2 separate regions of the Mus musculus genome follow, and region 1 is linked to region 2. Evidence: chromatin loops called from intact Hi-C (ENCODE). Cell type or tissue: left cerebral cortex. All regions are shown on one strand. Each heading gives the region's core, and the rest is flanking DNA. Links, peaks and the distances in the headings are about the cores only.

Region 1 (2,920 bases), core at 144-2,643, 250 kb after region 2:
GAGGGCAACCACTCTCAACCATTGATGCATAGAGGCCACACCAGTCCAATCTTCCATAGAGAACCTTCCGGGATGTTCTTCAACCCTGAGTCCCATGGAACCAAACACTCTGTGCTCATGCTGGCATTCATCTCTTCACCCTTCAGGGGTTGTTTCCAAGAGCATGACCTAAAGATGCCACACACAGCACCATAGGGCCCAGGTGGCCTGATGACTCTTGGCCTGTCTGAGAGAAGTTGCAGAGGTAAGCATCAGTCACCCCAAAATATCTTCAATGCATACTCTTACCTGACTTTTTAAACAGCGAGGAATCAGCTGTTGACATTCCTGTCTGGCTGCCTGCCTCTCTATCATAGGGCAGATGTATATCCATCCATCTTTCCTTCCATCCATCCATCCATCTATTAAATTGCTAATCAAGCATATAATAGGTACATATAGATGATAAGTAGAAAGATATAAATACAGGTAAAGGACTGATAAATAATAGATAATTGATAGTTATTAATAGATACCTGTAGATATGTGATAAAATAGATTGATGTAGATATATCTCTCTATATAGATATATAGATAATTGATAGATGACTGGTAGATAATAGAGATTGATAAATGAGATGTGGATAATAGACAATATATAGATGACTGATAGATGACAAGTAGAAGTTAGGTAGATGCATAGACAGAGAGACAGATATCACCTTCGGGCAGGGGTGCAGCTTAGCATGGCTCACATTGATTGACCATCAGCACTCCTCCTCTCCCACTCTGCTCTGCATTCTGTGGGCTCTGTGGCTTCCTTCTCTCCTGTTGCCCACTAGCCCTATCTTCTCTCCTGGGTTCCATTTACAGATCAGTTAGGGTCCCTTGAGGAAGAATAAGATGCCAATTATTTGAGCAAAAAGAAATTCATACAAAGAAGTGTTGCTAGGCCTGGCGGCAGGCACCTGTGGTCCCGAGTGCTCCGGAGCTCCAGCAGCAGCATGGCCTGAGCCTAAGAATTTGAGATCATCCTTGTAAAGAGTTAACTGTGTAAGAACAAGACAGAAGATTCTAAGGGAAAACAGAAGCAGCCACTGTAGGAAGCTGTCTCTACTTCCAGGGCTGGGGGAATTAATCAAAGAACTAAGATTGTCACAGTGCCTAGACGATTTGGAGGGAGGGACCTGGTACAGCATGGTCCCAGATATCTGGAAGGAGCGGAGCATGGCCTCTTCTGCAGAGAGGGTGCTGGCACAGCATAGGCCAAAGAGCCACATCTGAGAAACAGATGATGGAGACATTGCTCGTGGGTCCAGCAGCTGCTAAGCAGCTGCTGCAGTTGGGAGGGAAAAGGAGCCCAGGCAGGGGCAGCTGGCTCTCTGAGGAGAGACTGCCCTGGAGTACCTGCTTTCTGCTTGGCCTTCCATTCTTCTTAGCACCCCCTGGTGGTCAGAACAACAGGGTGTTGCTGACAGGAGAGAATCCTTGCTTTGCAGAGTCCCTGGCCAGTACCACAAAGAGTGATTCATAAATTCAAGGTCAGACACAAAGGGTCACCAAGGTGATAAGACCCAGAGAGACCTGTGATAGAGGAAGAAGGACTGTATGTGGCTCTTCGTTCTTTGAGAGCTCAGGCCTGGAGTAGACATGCCTCCTTGGGGACAGATTTGAGGTTGGATGTGAAGGAGACACGAGAGCAGGGATATGGAATGGAGCCTTCCTTCCAGGGGTGGGACCGGATAACAGGCAGTGGAATGGATATCACGCTCCCAGAAGAAACAACCTCTGAAGGAACTGTCTACCATTTGCCAGACCCATTGGAACCCTAGAGGTGAACAGAGCTCAAGGTGTGCCTCATGGGTCAACAAGGGCACTGGGGGCAGATGGGCAAAGATTGTCTTTCCTACTCTGGAGCTAAGGAGACTGAGGTCGAAGGATCAGCAAGCAGAGACGTCAGCTAGTGTGCCACAAGTACTCAGGAGAGCTATGGACGATGCCTGGCTCATTTATAGATAACAATGTCATGTCAAGTCATCACAAGACTGGACACTCCAGATAATGGGCCAAGGGTGATATTAGGGGAATCCTGAACTCAGCACCAACGCTATCCAGTTATCTGGCCCCAGTGAGGAAGATGAGAAGGCAGTTTGGTTTCTGTGGAGTCAGAAACACAGACAGGCCTCAACCCCTATAGAACAATCAGACTCTATCTATCGTCAGACTAGCTCTCCATGCACAGGACTCAGGCCTGGGAACCCAAGGGTGTGAGCAGGTTGAGTCCTGTAATGGGTTGCTAATTGTTCTGATTGCAGCTCTGGGTAGAGTGTTTCTGGAACTGCAGAGATCTGACAGGGGAGGAAATACCAGCAGAACATTCTGGATGAATAATTCAGTGTGCTGAAATGGGAAATGAGAAAGTTTGCTTTCCACTAAACTCAAATTTGAAAAGAAGAAAAAGGAAATAGGCAAGCTGAACTGAGAGTGTGGTCTCCTCACACTCAGACCTCAGTGTGCACTCTCCCCACACTCAGACCCAAGTGTGCACTCTCCCCACACTCAGACCGGAGTCTGCACTCTCCTCACACTCAGGCCTGAGTGTGCATTCTCCCCACACTCAGACCTCAAGTGTGCACTCTCCCCACACTCCCCACACTGGGACCTCAGTGTGCACTCTCCCCACACTCAGACCCGAGTCTGCACTCTCCTCACACTCAGGCCTGAGTGTGCATTCTCCCCACACTCCCCACACTCAGCCCCAAGTTTGCACTCTCCCCACACTCAGGCCTGAGTGTGTACTCTTCCCACACTCAGACCCTAGTGTGCAGTCTCCCCACACCCAGACTCTTTCTTGCATCATAAAGCACTGATTCACAGTTTACTCATGCTGATGTATGAACACAAGCTAGCATGGGAAAATACCTTCTGGTCACCTTCTTGT
Region 2 (2,920 bases), core at 161-2,660:
TTCTTATTTTACAGCTTAATAATTACAACCTTTATTAACTTTTAGAGTCATAGCCTATCCTGTTTAGTATCTTGGCTCTTTCTTTCTGACCTTATTGAGGTTGTAGTTAATGCTGTTGGCTGCCTGCTTATTACACTTTAATACCTTGATTGTTCCCAAATTGTAGTTTTTAATACTGCAGCCATTTCCTCCCTTCTAAGTGGTAGTAAGGATCATAAACCCAAGGGAAGCCTCCCAAAGGACCTCATAAAGTAAACAGCAGGGAAGAGAGTGAGGAGACCCCTGAAACACAGATCCATCTCCAAACAATGCATAACTGCAATACACAAACACAAGAAATATGAAAATGCAGGCAGTGCGACTCATCCAAAGCACATGGCTTCTCAGTGAGATGCCGAAATCCCAAAAAAGTGTTACTTTATTCAAATAAATAAGCAGGCGAGAAGTCGACATGAAACCTGAATAAGAAAGCCAGCAATGTGGCTAAGAAATTCAGCAGAGTAATCGAGACTAGGAGTGAAAACTCAGAAATACTGGAAATGAAAACTCAGCAAAGCATACTTCAATGCGCGCACATATGTGCATCTACACACAATCGTTGGCTCTTGTTATGTTGATCCACCAACTGGGGACCAAGCATTCAAACATATGAGCCTATGGGACCCACAAAACACAGTGGGGAGGCTCTGTCTGCAGCAGTCTATAGGAGCTCGGCACTGTCACAGGGAAGAGACTCTGTGGACACGTAGGCCATCTGAGTGTGGGGTAGCTGGGAGGATGCGAGGGGGAAGCTTGAGGGTTTGGCTTCATTCTCTTCCCAGCATTGCCTTGGGAAAGACTGCTGTTCCCTGGTGGCATGAAGAACATTCATGCTCTTTAGAAGCCCAGGTAACTCAGGGATACAGACAGACAGACCAAAGGAACCCTGCTGGCATTAGGTGTTGAAGAAAGACAGGCATTTTGCCCCTCCTGCTCTGTACAAGGAGTAGGAACAGTATACACTTCTCCAGGTTGTGACCAGGAATGTAAGGAGGGTCCTGTGGTGGAGACAGAAGGCAGTTATGGTGGAGGCTGCAGTGGAGACATAGAAGGCAGTTATGGTGGAGGCTGCAGTGGAGACATAGAAGGCAGTTATGGTGGAGGCTGCAGTGGAGACATAGACGGCAGTTATGGTGGAGGCTGTGATTCACCAGGATGGAGATGAGATACCTGCTGCTCACTCTCCTCAGGCCCAACATCTAGACGTGGAGAGTGCCTTTTCATGAGACCCGAAATGAGACAGCACAAGTCCCCTGAATGAGTTAACGAGAGGACCCAGAATCCTCAAGCCTTCCTTCTGTGTTGTGAGTTTTCCTTTGTAGCCACTAGATGGCAGTGTGCCAAAGGCTATTCCTTATGCCAAAGGCTGTTAACAGTCATGGACTGCTCCTAAATTTTACCTTGTTCTAAGACGTAAAATTATGCCCAGGATTTCTATGTATGAGCTGGGAACCTGCCCCATACGCTCTCAACATGCACACGCGTTGCCACAGCACAACCAGAAGCCGAATGCGCCTAGATCTGGTTAAATGGCACTTCTTGTCCTACTTGGCTTTGCTCCCTTCGGCCATTTTACAATTGTAGAGCATCAGGCAGCAGGGTGACTGTGTCCTTGGCTTGCTTTATAGCCATGGTCAAGAGTTTCATACTAAAGTTCCCAATGCCCACAGATCCCCCAGCATCTAAATCATGAGGAACTCTGCTGTGAAGTTCACAAGTGTGTGCCGAGTGTGTTGAGGGGCTAAGAATTTAGGCCCCTTCACATCAGGGCCATCTCTCTGTTGTCTTACAGAGATCCTGCTTGGGTACTCCTCACTGTCAGGAGTGGTGTTCAGACACCTCCTAAGATGTAGCTAAACGATAAAAACACAGTTTGCTTCACCAGGAGCTGGCCTGTTTGATGCCCTATATGAACAGAGCCCATGCTTAGCTACAGTTACCTTCCTGTTTCTGTTACCATGGCAAACCCTCAAGTAGGAAACTCTAGAAATGAACAATTCACAAATTTTAAATAACTCTGATTGCAGACTGTGGTAATTATCGTGTTTTATAACTAATAGTTATGGTTAATCTCTTACCATGACTAATTTGGAAATTAAGCTGTATCATAGGTGTGTAGGTGTGGGGGAAACCCAGAGTATTCAGGATATGGTACTATTGAGGCTTTCAGATATCTGCCAGGCATATTGGAAGACCCCCCCCCCACACACACACACATTAATAATGCTGGCTGTTGTTCTACGATGAGACCAGAAGCAATTTCATAAGTTTCTCTTTAATCAGTGGCACAGCGCTGATGGCTGTCACCATTATCAGCACGGATGTAGATTTGTTTTGTGACATCCTTTCTAGTGGTTAGACACCAACTTGAAGCTCTCAGAAAGCCTCATATAAAGTCATACATAATTCACACACTAAATGGTGGATCTGGAACTCTGCCTCTTGTCTTCCTGGCTGGAATTTAAAACATAAAAGGATCATTTAGTGCTTGGGCCCTCTTCCTTCTGGAATGTGCTTGACAGAATTCCGGTAAGTGTGAACCATTCCACTAAATCTTTGTTCAAGACTCAAAGACTCACTTTCAGACCAGTGGCAAAGAGCTTTTGAGTGGGAACTATCTCAATTCTAACTAATATGTCAAATTCTGATTTTAAGGTGCCCAATAGATTGAACTCAAATAATCAGATTCCTGTTTGCAATGAACTTTTCTTTGAAACACACCAACAGGCATCATTACAACTTATGTTCTGCACCTACCAGAATATGCCATCCTGTCTGGAAAGGGCATAAATGTCAAAGAGCTTTCCAGAACTGTATGCAGTCTGTCCTCCTTCTCTTCTTTCTGTCTCTCCTCTGAGTTTCCTCCTTCCTCTCTCTCCTT

What was found. Peaks named below come from ENCODE experiments on the same cell type or tissue, not always from the same donor. Only the 100,000 strongest peaks of a DNase experiment are listed, where the experiment ranks them.
Region 1: a loop joins it to region 2, with 3 times the contacts of the local background. A loop is called at or near these places in 5 of 42 quality-filtered maps.

The regions. Positions count from the first base shown.
Region 1 is chr9:122,474,966-122,477,885 of GRCm38, reverse strand. No RefSeq gene overlaps it. Among named protein-coding and RNA genes, the nearest start is that of Gm35454, 38 kb to the right of the region's middle. In left cerebral cortex, for the core only: a CTCF peak has its summit at 1,437 (motif pointing left); DNase peaks (open chromatin) are centred at 1,418 and 2,306.
Region 2 is chr9:122,728,198-122,731,117 of GRCm38, reverse strand. No RefSeq gene overlaps it. Among named protein-coding and RNA genes, the nearest start is that of Gm51699, 9.4 kb to the left of the region's middle. In left cerebral cortex, for the core only: a CTCF peak has its summit at 1,368 (motif pointing right); a DNase peak (open chromatin) is centred at 1,384.